Regions from separate parts of the Homo sapiens genome. Here region 1 is linked to region 2. Evidence: chromatin contacts called from ENCODE Hi-C data. All regions are on one chromosome and are shown on one strand. Each heading gives the region's core, a stretch centred on a gene start or an enhancer-like site at or near the end of the contact. The rest is flanking DNA. Distances are from core to core; before and after follow the strand shown. Region 1 has its middle 180 kb from the start of TESHL. Region 2 has its middle 11 kb from the start of TESHL.

What was found. A loop is a pair of places that touch in the nucleus more often than their neighbours do. Pooled maps may share reads with other maps.
Region 1: a loop to region 2 is called in a map of IMR-90, with 2.3 times the contacts of the local background. The contact joins two enhancer-like sites. A Hi-C loop is called at or near these places in 2 of 168 maps with a recorded cell type or tissue (IMR-90 and mammary epithelial cell) and 1 of 50 pooled maps.

Annotation. Positions count from the first base shown.
Region 1 is chr2:217,046,755-217,052,832 of GRCh38, reverse strand. No RefSeq gene overlaps it. Among named protein-coding and RNA genes, the nearest start is that of TESHL, 180 kb to the right of the region's middle. Within about 2 kb of position 2,697, at least 4 of the 41 ENCODE cell types and tissues checked have a DNase peak (open chromatin) inside an H3K27ac peak, as active enhancers do.
Region 2 is chr2:216,878,893-216,885,050 of GRCh38, reverse strand. No RefSeq gene overlaps it. Among named protein-coding and RNA genes, the nearest start is that of TESHL, 11 kb to the right of the region's middle. Within about 2 kb of position 4,235, at least 3 of the 41 ENCODE cell types and tissues checked have a DNase peak (open chromatin) inside an H3K27ac peak, as active enhancers do.

The DNA of each region.
Region 1 (6,078 bases), core at 1,448-3,947, 170 kb before region 2:
GATGCTGATTCCTGGCCTTATTCCTTATTCATGTCTATTGGGTTTAGCCAATGGAGAATCTGTCTGGCATTCAAACCTTCACTTAGCTTTGCCCATTCCACTGGCTGATGCCTGAGTTATTAATACAACAGAGAAAACACTGTAAGAACATTGTGTTATCCCCTTCTTGGATGCTTGGTCACTATACGACCAAGATCGGGACACCAGGAGAAAAACTTTCATGCCCAATTGACTCAGAATCTATGGTTCCTACTCATGAACATGGCCCTTCTAGTGTCTCCCCAAAAGTCTACCAGAATTTCAGTTCTCAAATTGACTCACTTCTCTCATTTTTTGTGTGTGTGTTGAAATGAGTTGAATTTTTAAAAATTCCTTCATTCCTGTCATTTCTTGGGATTGGACGGTATGACAAGTCCCAAGTCCTTCTGGCTCCTCTAGGTCAGAAAGGAAGTCTAAGAAATATGAAGAAGGAAGGCTCAAGGCATCATCCTAATGGTTGTGTTGCCATGGCAGCACTATGGCTTGTGTAGTCTCTCCCCTTGAGTGTGAGATGGTCTCCTTTAATGACTAGAATACAGCATAGAAGCAGTGACAGGAGGGTCACTCCTGAGATTAGGTTACCAAAACATTGCAGCTTCTGTCTTGCACTGCTTTCCTTTGCTTGTTTGCTCTAATGGAAACCAGATCCCATGTTCGGGGCTGCCCTATGGAGAGGCCCTATGGCAAAGAATGGAAGGAGAGCTCCGGTCAAACAATCAGTGAAGAACTGAGGCCCTCAGTCCAATATAGGGTGAGGAACCGAATCCTGCCAATAACCACATGAATGAATTTGGAGTGGATCCTTCAGATGAGACTGCAGCACCAACTGATATTTCCTTTACAGCCCCATGAGAGTACCAGCTAAGAGGCACTTGAATTCCTGACCTACAGATGTGTGCTATAATAAATGTTTGTTACTTTAAACAGATATGTTTTGGGGGTGATTTGTTATACAGCAATAGGTATCTAACACACACCTCACAGAACTGGAGACAAAGAACACAGCAAAATTTGGCAGCAAACAATTTAGGTAACTTTCACCCACCCTAATATTTCAGTTCTCCATTCAGCTAGACTTAGAGGAAGACACATTTATTTCATCAACATGTACCAAGTGTGGGCCCTCTCTGTGCCCAACTATGTGACCGATGTTATGGAAGATCCAAAAGAAATGAGTTCCCTCAGGGAATTGGGGAAAAGCCAAGAAATAAACAGGAATCTCAGCACCACCATTGTCACTAATTTCCCCGTTCCAAAAATTCCAGAAAAATCCCTCTACATTCCATAAAAAACAATATAAAAGAAAGGCAGAAAAGAAGTTTTGCTTAGGGTGGGCTGTTATGGGGCAGCCCAAATTCCATTAAAGACAAAGGCCAAACATCGGCAGGAAGGATCCTGTCTGCAAGCATTAAAACATGTTTGTTAACTGTATTTGTTAGTTTTTTAATTGATCACCAACCTATAAAATCAGAATATTTCAAATAAATATCAACTTTTTGCCTTTTCTTGACATATCAGAAGGCATGACCACACTAGGCCCCTACTCCTACTTTGGAACCATTGCCTATCACACAGTAGACCCTTTCCTTCCCTCTCACTCAGACACGGGCTATTCATTCTGCCACAGTTCCAGCTTTGCTAATTTAAGCTGGCTGGCATATTTCAGTTTGCAAAAGTTGTTTTAAGCCTCTCTCTGATCCTTTTAGAACTACAAGATTCTTCACCTCTTCAGTGGTTGTTTTCGCCCCCCACCCCCGAAAAAGATGGCCCTGATTATCCACCTCTAAAAGCCCTGCAGGTGAAATCCAAAGAGTCAGAGCGTAGTAGGTACTTAAGCTATATTCCCTTACTTTTCCACCAGAGACAACACATATTTTTTCAGGCTTTGTGAACCTTTTGCAAATAACAAATGCTTTGTTCTATTTTGGGAATCCTGGTGAAGTCCCAGACCTTCCCTCTAAGTCCCAGGCATTGTGCTCAGCTAGGCATATAATAGTGAACCAAAGAACTTGAACCCAGCTCTTACAGTCACCTGACAAACTCAAGAAGATGAATACTCTTTGAGCAAATGCAGTGAACCAGTCAGTATAAGTTTCCTAGTCCCTTCCAGGCACAGGAGTCTATCATGTACTCCCCTCAAGACACCCCTTTTCCTTTTATTTCTTCTCTCTTTCTGCCCTTGCCTTTTATTGTATAGGTCCCACATTAGGGGTATTGGCCCTTTCATGAAGCACAACACCCTGGCTTCTGGATGAATCTAGGGCCCACCTGAGCATTGGGAGGGCAGCAGGGGTAGAGAGTGAACTGATAAACAGTTTGTCTCATCTCTGCTTCTTTGAAGAGGTTCCTCACAACCTGTCCCAGAGAAATTTACTGCCCAAGCTCCCAGAGGTCATGCAAGAAGAAAGAGGGAAAAAGAGGCATTTAGCTTCTTTAAAAAGAAAGACAATGTCTGGATGAACAGGGCCCCCTGGTCTCCAAGGATAATTCATGCTGTCCTCATGCACATTTGGCTCGCTCATGGTCTGGCTCTGGTCTCGAAGGATGGCTCTAGACCAATGGACAACAGAGGAAGCAGAGGCTGCAGCCTGGGAGGACCCTGGCCAGGGATGCAGCCATGACCTCAGACCCTTCAGCTGCACCTGAGTACACATTTCTAGGGGAAATGTGCTCTCCATGGAGGAACGGCAGCTCTGGCCCATGGAGTCCCTGTGAGATCACCCCAGCTGGTCTAAATTAGTGTGTGTGACTCTCTGTCTTAAAGCCTAGAACACAGAATTTCCTTTTTTTTTTTTTTTAATTCTCAATCCCATACTCTGACCTTCTGTTAAAACAACTTTTAAAATATAATTTTCTCTTCTGCTTACATAAAATGTTTCTGTACTAAATTTGCTGAGCAGCCAACACATTCATAAAAGCACAGAGGCAAGCTAAACTCAATTCCTAAGCCAGCTTCACACCTGAGCATAAACAAGGCATCCGGGTCTCAAAACAGAACTGCTTTCCTAACAAAGAAATCGCTTCCCTCTGTGAGGGAGAATGTGCCCAGTCTGATCTCCCACTCCCCTCTCCTTTGTCCCACTCCTTCCCCCTTTCTTCTTTCTCTTACATTTCAGCTTCCAATGAACTCAGATCCCAAAGCCCAAATAAGGGGAGGAGATTTCGTGTCTTCTCAGCTAAATAATCCCAGTTCCCCCAAGCACACAATGTTCACACATCGTGTTTGCACATAGGGTTTGCTGCCTGCTGGGCTGAACTCTCTCTCCCCGCCCCTAGCCTCAAACCCTACAAGCGAAAGGCTGGAGGTAAAAGAAAAGTCTGCAGCATAGTCAGCTCACAGAGCGAGACAGACTGATTGCAAAAGGAGAGCAAACAGGAGACCTAACCATCTTTACTTCTTTTTGTTTTTTTTCTTAAATTTCTTTACTCTTAAAACCTCTTTACTTTTAAAAGACCTTTGGGTATTTTGCTTCATCAAACTCTGGTGTGAAAAAAAGCACACACATGTATACAACTATGTAGCCTTCTGCTCATGAGCTCGCGTTTACTGTGCCGTGTCTTCTAATGATTAAGGGAAAATGAGAACTTACCAAGAGAAAATGCTCACACAGCTTTACTTCTAAGACAAATCCCTCAATATCAGTCAGTGTCCAACCAAGAAGAATGAAAATCACATATGAGTTTCTAAAACAGAAGGATTTCAGTATAGCGAGTTGGTAACCCAGGGGATGGAGGAGCTGAGAGGCCTGACAGGGGACAGCAAGGCAGAGCAGAGGGAGGCAGCAGCAGGACCCAGCTGCATGGAGGAGGAGGAGCTGGAGTCAGGTGAACCAGGGGCCAGCAACACCAGACAGAAGCTGGAGCCACAGCACACCTGTCTAGTGGGGTCTGGAATCCAAGAAGAGAGGCAGCTGCTACTGGAGAAACCTCCCAGGCTGGGAAGGCAAAGGAGAAATAACATGACTTCTCTTGTCCTCTCTCCCTCCCTCCCATCTCCATCCAGTGCCTCCCACAGGCTAAACCCTACTGGAAGCCAGAGCATCCAGGAAGCTAATAAATGCAACCTGAAAATGGGCAGCCCCTGAGGCACACAGCAGAGCCGCAGAGCACGAGATGCTGCTGAAGACAGGAAGGCTTAGGACCCATCCATGCTCCTCTCACCCTGTCTCCACTGCCACCGTCCTCATCCCACCAAACAGAATGCAAATTCTAAAGGCGCTGGAGGCTAGGACTGCAAGAAAAGACACCATGGGGTACAGCTCAAGTTCATATCCAAATTCAGCTCTACCTAGCTCTGATACTGGACACCTTTTCCCCTATTACTAGGGGAAAATGTGGTCCTTTTCCCCTAATTACTAGGGGAAAAGGCAGTAACTCTGTCCAGTATGTATGTCCAACACCAGGACATGGGAAAGGCAGTGAATCCCACGCAGAGTGTGGGTTGTTACTGGAGACTCTCATAGTGAACATTAAACTGAAGCTGGGCTGGAAGTGTGTTCTTACCTTGAGGCACAGGGTGCTAAGTCCCACACGGTACCAAGAGCAATGGCTAACCACAAAAGAGCACACAAAATCAGAGAACAGATCACAGAAGATCTTCCTAGATAGTCCCTGAAGTTTCCTTTTAAGCTTTTTCAGCAACCAGGCCTTGCTAAACATGTATCCTTCACGCGCAATCCTGACCCCACAAAGCTGACACAAAGACTATAGAGACAGCAGGCTCAGAGGACTGCACTGTTCAGGAAGTCTCATGAAAGAGCTTGAATTTGCTCTTAAATAATGCACTCAGGATGGCATTCAACAAATCACAACTAAATCCTCCTTTTGGCAAAATGTTCCCATCTTAATTATAACTCTATTATTGCTTGTATGACTGAACATGTCTTCCTTTGCCCTTAAGAAGTGGGAGGGGGAGCACATGAAGGAGAAGCAAAAATATAAACAGAGGGATGGAAAATTACCCCTGCAAAGTATAATGGCTAAACAATGACTAAGGGGGCTGTGATATGCATCAACACAGACCCACAAGTGTAAACAGTGTGGTGGGAAGGGAGATGACTTGGATGAACTAGACAGAGGGGGAATTTAGGTGGAAAAAGAGTTTCCTCTCCCTAGATGGGGGTTGCGGTGGGTGGGAGGGGAAGGGCACCAGTGGGAGGATGGCAGAGGGGGCCAGATCCTTTTACCTGGTTCTGGGAGGCCCTGACTGGGCAGGGTATGGATAAGGGCACTGCTCAAACAGCCCAAGTGCCTTACGATTCACTGAATGAGGAAGAGAGTGAAGGGTCAGGCAGGATCTGGGACTGCCTTAGCTCATGACTGTGTTCCACCTCTTGCCTGTTGTGTCCCCTGAAGTCAATGATTTACTCCCTTAGAACCTCAGATTCCTTATCTATAAAATGAGATAATTTACACAGCAAATATTTGTTGAACAGCTACTACGTGCCAGGCACTCTTCTTGGTACTGAGAAAACAGCAGGGGAAAATATCATCCTTGCTCTCAAGGAGTTTATATTCCGATGGGAGGGGGAAGATAAAGCACACATTAAGAAATCCATGTACACTATAATTGTGAGCAGGGCTATAAAGACAAATAGAGCAGGTAAGAGGGAGTGTGATAACGTAGAGGTGTGAGCTACTTTATACTGAGCGGTCAGGAAAGAATAACTAAAAATGTGACACCTGAACAGAGATGGGGAAAGTAAAGGGAAGAGGTTCATGAAGGTAGGCATAGGGAGGCATTCCAGACAGAGGGAACGGCAAGTGCAAACCCCCCAATGCTTCAGAAGCAGGTTTTATGGGCATAATATAAAGAATTAGCACAGTTCCTGGCACACAGTAAGTACACAATGTGAGCTATTATTTTAAATCATAAGTGAAGTATCCATAAAGCATTTTTGCTTCAGGCAGAGCAGCAAGAAGCATGAGATAAGCAACTCCCCTCAACTTTGTCTTCATGTTCTTCTCCTACCCTGTGCCACAGCCTTCTGCTTATGAAGACAGACAATGGGCCGGGTGCGGTGGCTCACGCATGGGATT
Region 2 (6,158 bases), core at 2,986-5,485:
CAGGGGAGAAGAAGTGCAAACTCTGGAACCTTCCAAGGTATAAAACCCCAAGTCAAGGACAGAACAGGGCACTTGGACCTCTAAAGTTGCTTGTTGGCCCTCTAACAAGTGTACTTTACTTCTTTTCATTCCTGCTCTAAAACTTTTTAATAAACTTTCACTCCTGCTCTAAAACTTGCCTCAGTCTCTCCCTCTGCCTTATGCCCCTCAGTCGAGTTATTTCCTCTGGAAAGGCAAGAATCGAGTTGCTCCAAACTGGTATGATTTCGCCACTGCTCACAAGAATATTACTTCAACGTCTGGGTTCCTGAGACCTGAATAGGGGAAATCAGAGGAGGGGGAAGGCTGATCCAGAAATGTAGCTACTCCTGTCAGCCCAGCTGCTGCTTCTCTGCATTGGCCACAACCCCCAAGTCCCAAAGAGAAATTAATCCCCCAGTGGCACTTGCATGGGGTAAGAGCTCCTGCCTGGGTTTCTCTTGTCACAGGGGCCAAGCCCAGTGCTGTGGAGCAATAGCCCAGGCTCCGCAAACAAGCAGGCCCTGGACAACTTGTTTCTGGCCAGGCTCCTGAGAGAGCGGTTGGAGCCTCCAGAGAGCTCACAATGAGACACAGCTCCTGGACTCCAGATGACCTAAGAACTGGCAGATTAATTAGCCTTCTCCAGGGACTTCTAAACTGTCCCACTGGGCCACCAGGGATCCTCCAAGGTGCCTTGGGAGGTACTGAGAGAGGTGTCAAGCAGCTGAGGGATAGGGCTTCAGCAACTGCTGGCCTCAGCCACAGAAGGCCCCTCTGCTCTCTACTGAGGCTCTGCCCAGAAAGGTTCATCTGATCCATAAGAAGAAAAACATATTTGCCACACACAGAGGGCTCCAGCCTTTGCCTCTGGCCCCTCCAGACGTACAACCATCTCCTAAACTACTCTTCCCTAATAATAGTCCTCTGGCTTCTCCATGAACTTGGCAGTTGCCAGATACTCTTCACACACTCAGGTCTGCCTGCCTCCCAGTTCTGGAGAAGGGAGGCAGATGAAGGAGAAAACTGAGACCCAGCAAGGAAAAGGAACCACAGCTGGTAGCAGAGCAGGGGTGGCCCAGAACAAGCACTGTGTTAGTGGCTACGCAATCTGAACGTCCCCTCTGACAGCCCCTGCCATCCCTTGCTCCCAGCCCACAATTCCACCTCACCTCAGAGCTGCTGCCCAAGAGCTCATGAAAACCCCTCTGTGCTTTTTGGCCCTGTGGCTTAGTTCCACACACAGCACACTTTACCAGTTTTTGAGCCAGCCCTGAATGACAGTCATTTTCCCCAGGATTAAAAATCCCTTTAACCCATCCTTCATGCCACACAGGCTGAGCCTGGGAAAAACATCCGGGAGGCACGTCTGGTCCACCAGCCGACCTCCCTCGCAGATGGGCCTTCATGGGCATGAGCCCTGGTTCCTGCCACACCACCAGGAATGTGGCTTTGGGTCCCAGCCCCAGCCAAGAAGCTTACTCCACTGAGTAATTCTAATGCCTGGAGAAAGTCAGCAAACGTCTCTGAGCCCGTTTCTGCTTCTTTGTAATGTGGGGAAAACGCACCCTATTAACTCACTTAACCATCCATTATAACAAGCAAGGCAGTAGCCAAAAGCCAGTCAGAATCCTTAGTGAAGGCAGATCATCTGCAGCAATTCCAAGTGTCTGTTCTCTTGCAAGATTGTTGAGAGGTGCAAATGCATATTGTTAAGTTTGGGGGCAGGCTCAATTCCTCTTTCTTTCCTTCAGCAGCCGCCCAGAAGACAGCCTGATCTTGACAGAGGCTTTGACCATGGTGATTTTTACAGAAGCCCTAGATAGTCACCCCTTATCTGTCTTGGGAATAAAGTTGCTGAGGGTTGATTAGCAAAGGAGGGAAAGTGCAACCGAGGCCTGGCATTTCCTAGACGAGAGATGGCGGTGGCGACAGGGCCTATGGGGTGGGGAAGGGGGTCAGCCGTGTGAGTGGCTCCATTCCTGTTAGTGGCACCACCAGCAGACCTCCCTGGAGCCAGCCAGTCCAGCCAGACTGATTAGGCCAATTCACTGTTTATCTGGGACAAGCAGATAAGGCTGTGGCCCAAGAGGGGTGGCTATGGGATGTGCCCAGCTGGAAGGAGACCCAAGAACACTGTAGCTGATGGAGAGGGAAGGGAAGAACAGAAAGAGTTCACTCAGGAGCCTCCTTTGTGGGTTTCAAATGGTCTCCAGTCAAGACGGCACTGAGCCTCCTGACATGCCCCACCTGAGTACCCGAGGCTGGCAGTTCTCCAACTCTAGAGAGCATCAGAATCACCTGGGGGTGATTCTAAAACACAGGTGGCGGGCCCCCACCCCAGGTCCTGCTTTAGCAGGTCAGGAAGGGACTAAGAATTTGTATGTCTAACAAATTTCCTGGTGATGTTGATGCCACTGGTTCGAGCACCACACTTTGAGAACTGCTGCCGTAGGCCCTTGATGAAACCTACCTGTCCAGCCCCTCCCCAGCCTCATCCTTAGGCTATTCCTCAAATCCATCTCCTTCATTACTCCAGAGAACCTAATTCCAAGAAATCCCCTAATGAGGAGTGATGGCCACCTCTCTCCCCACAGTCTAGGGGGGTATAGGCACTGAGGTATGGGACCTCCTGGGCTCCACTTTCCTCATTTTAGGGTGGACTAAGTGATATCTCTTTTTCTTTTTTTCTTTTTATTTTTATTTTGAGATGGAGTCTCACTCTGTCGCCCAGGTTGGAGTTCAGTGGTACGATCTCAACTCACTACAATCTCCACCTCCCAGGTTCAAGCAATTCTGCTTCAGCCTCTCGAGTAGCTGGGATTACAGGTGTGCGCCACCACACTCGGCTGACTTTTTGCATTTTTAGTAGAGATAGGGTTTCACCATGTTGGCCAGGCTGGTCTCAAACTTCTGGCCTCAAATGATCCACCCACCTCAGCCTCCCAAAGTGCTGGGATTACAGGCGTGAGCCGCCACACCCGCCCTAAGCAATTTTTCAGCTAGCCCGTTTTCTCAGTGAAGTTCCCTGAATCCATGGAAGGGAAAAGAACACCAGGCTTTACCTGGGAACCTAGCTGGTGCCAGCTCTGTTCTTCCCATTCATCTGGACACTGGATTACACAGATGACTTCATTTTGAACATCCACTTACATCTAAACCCCTAAATACATGTCTGAAGACTTTTTTAGTTGTCAACTTTCCCTCATTTTCCTCCTGTCTGCTTTCTTCTCTTTGCCTCTTCCCCAGACTTAAGATTTAAGCAGAATTTTATTTCTGTAGATGTTTGATCCATTTTTTTAATACCTCAGCTGGCCACCTTTCGCCTGGGACACTCTGGTGTCCTCCCAGAATAGAATCTTGTCCACAACCATCTCCCCGACAGGTTTCTAGATGCTGCCCTGGCCAGAATCAGTCACCCAGGCTGCACCGGAAGCCACCTGTTGCCTGATCCCAGCCTTGGCCTAAATCATAGTGGGGAGCCCTGGCTAGAGGCTCAGTGCCTGCCCTCTGAATTGCTAGCAAGATCTCTGGCACCCACACCAAGGCTTTGTAAAACTCCACAAATTTTTCTGAGAAAGAAGTGTCCCTGCAAGCAGAAGGCCTACACCGCATCACTATTTCTGCTGTCAAATGACAGCCTCAGGGTCCCACAAGTGAGAGATGGGCAGACCCCTGCCTGGGCTAGAATTCTCGGGGTCTTGGGTCTCCACACAGAAGTTGCTCAGTCAGAACCCCCCTCTGTCCTCCAGGTGTCCTGCCAGACACATGTGCTTTCTCCCACTTGACCGTCACCAATAAATCTTGGAGCTGGCCAAAGGCAGGTTCTCCTAACATTGCAGGTGAGAAAAGCTGAGATCCCCAGAGGAAAAATAACATGCCCAGCGTTGCACAGATAAATTCTTGGTGGAGCGGGAAAAGGTCCAGGGTCCCCCAGACTTGAAGGGCTCACTTTGCTTTGCCACAATTTGGCCCTGGGTGCTGTTGCCTGACTCAGATCTGACTGCATGTGCCAGGGCCAGCCTGCCCTGGCCGGTCCCTACTCTGTAACCGGACACAGCCATGAAGGACACCAAGGAGGGGGCGAGGGAGCAGAAAAGATATACAAAGGGATTTGAGCGGATTTGGTTACAAAGTTGCACCAGCCATTTCCTGGAATCTAATGGGAGCCAGTTCTGAGAACTTGAAGGGGTGGGGAAGCAGAAGGGGGAGGGAAAAAAAGGCAGATGACTGGCTTGTGGGGTGTGCAGTGGGGAGGGGAAATGGGCCCTGCTCTTGTGGCCAGCAGCCAGGCAGGCCAGGCTCCTGGAGGCAGGAAGGGGCCTGAGACCTATCTTTCCCCAGCCCTCAAATGATTTCTGCAGCCTAGGGAAAGCCCCCAGGCCTTCCAATAAATCTCCTTCCAAGCCTTCTTCCCAAAGCCCACTCTGGGCCTGGACAGCCTGGGGGGTTGATGTGCTTCTCCAGGGCTGGTAAGGACAAAAGGGAGCAAAGGTTCCTGGTCCACCCCGGATGTCTTTGCCCCGGGAGGCAGGGAACCAAGGCCCTCTGGTGCTGGCCTTGTCTTCCAGGCCTCCTGCCCCTTTCCTCTTGCCTCCTGAACCCTCTCTTCTCTTCCTGCTGTCCCTCTGCTTCTGCCTTCACGTTCTTCTTTCTGTAGAACTTCTCCACCTCCACCTTCCTCTACCCCTTTGGTAGTTACACATTCCGTAATGCCCAGTTGAGGACAGATGCAGAATCTCATCCTGAACCCTTGTCCACGCTGAGCAAGTGGGGTTTGGAGATAAGAGTCACAGTGGGGACTTCACTTCTCCCAAGTGATTCAGCAGCCTCCTGCACACCTGCTTTCACTCTCTAAGCCTCATTCCTTCCAGGAGGGCCATGCCTGCTAGGTCCAATCACCAACAGGGGGAAACCAGCAAACCTCCTATTTTTCCAATCAGTCCCCCCATCATCACACACTTTATTTGCCCTCTTCCCTTCCTTTCCCCTTTACCCACAGGACCAAAGGAAAGATGGGGATCGCTCACCTGTTCCTACCTCTATGATAGCTGCCTACATTGGCGTGCAAAACACCAAATCATAAGGCAAGACAAGGAAGCTTCACCCACTAAACCACAGGCTCCTTGAGGGAAGAACCTGTGCCTTTTGATGTTGTGCAACAAAGCCACTGTGACTTTGTGGCTGAATATATTTACTACTTTTATTTGGAGCTGCACCAATTTTCTTGGCTTTTAAGGCCAATGTATTACTTCTATTATTTAAAAGTTGAGAGAGCCATATTGTTAATACTGAGGCATGAATTAGCAGCTCTTGCATACGTGGATACTCTGAAACCAACATATTTTCAATTGGGACCATCCTGGAAAATCTATTATGTAAAGGAGATGATGCATACTATCCCCAGCTGGGTCTGGGAGAGATATGGAGTAGGCATTCAGACAAGGTGTGTCCAATTGCTTAGTTGTTTCACTAAAGAAATCAAGACAGCATGGGTGGAAAGCCAAAGGGGATGGAAAGCCAAATGTCATGACCAGCACTCTGCAGATCACCCATCAACACTCCTCCTACTGTCTGACATCCTATTATCAACTGCAGATTTCGCTAAAATTTAAACCAAGTCAGATGTCTCTTCTCGGAAAAGCCCACAGACAGGGTGCCATCTCAGGATCATCTAAAGCTAGTGCGGGAAAGGCGAGTCCCTTTCTTTAGCAAACAAATCTTTTTGTCTCAACCCTGACTTATTCCTGGGGCCTTCTGGGTGGTGTACACAGTGACTGAATCATATATATAGTATGATTTTTGAGGGCAATATCATGGTAAGATGCCCACACAGAAGCAAAGCCAAGTTCCTTGGCCTTGTGTATGAGGCTCCCTAAAGTGATCTGTGCCCCTGGAATTGCCTTGACCATGCTTGTGACTAGTTTTCCAGCCTGAAAAGCCCTATCTTTCCAGCATAACCTCCTCTGAGCAACTTTCTGATTTTCCTTAATTTTATTGACATTTCCCTTCCTGGAACTCCCAAAGCACCATGCCTGAATCACCCATCTGGCCCTTGCAGCCTGTCGGTTGGTAAGTTGGCTTTTTATATGTTCACATAGCTGAAACCACCATCTCTGTGCAGATCCCCCAGGAGGTTC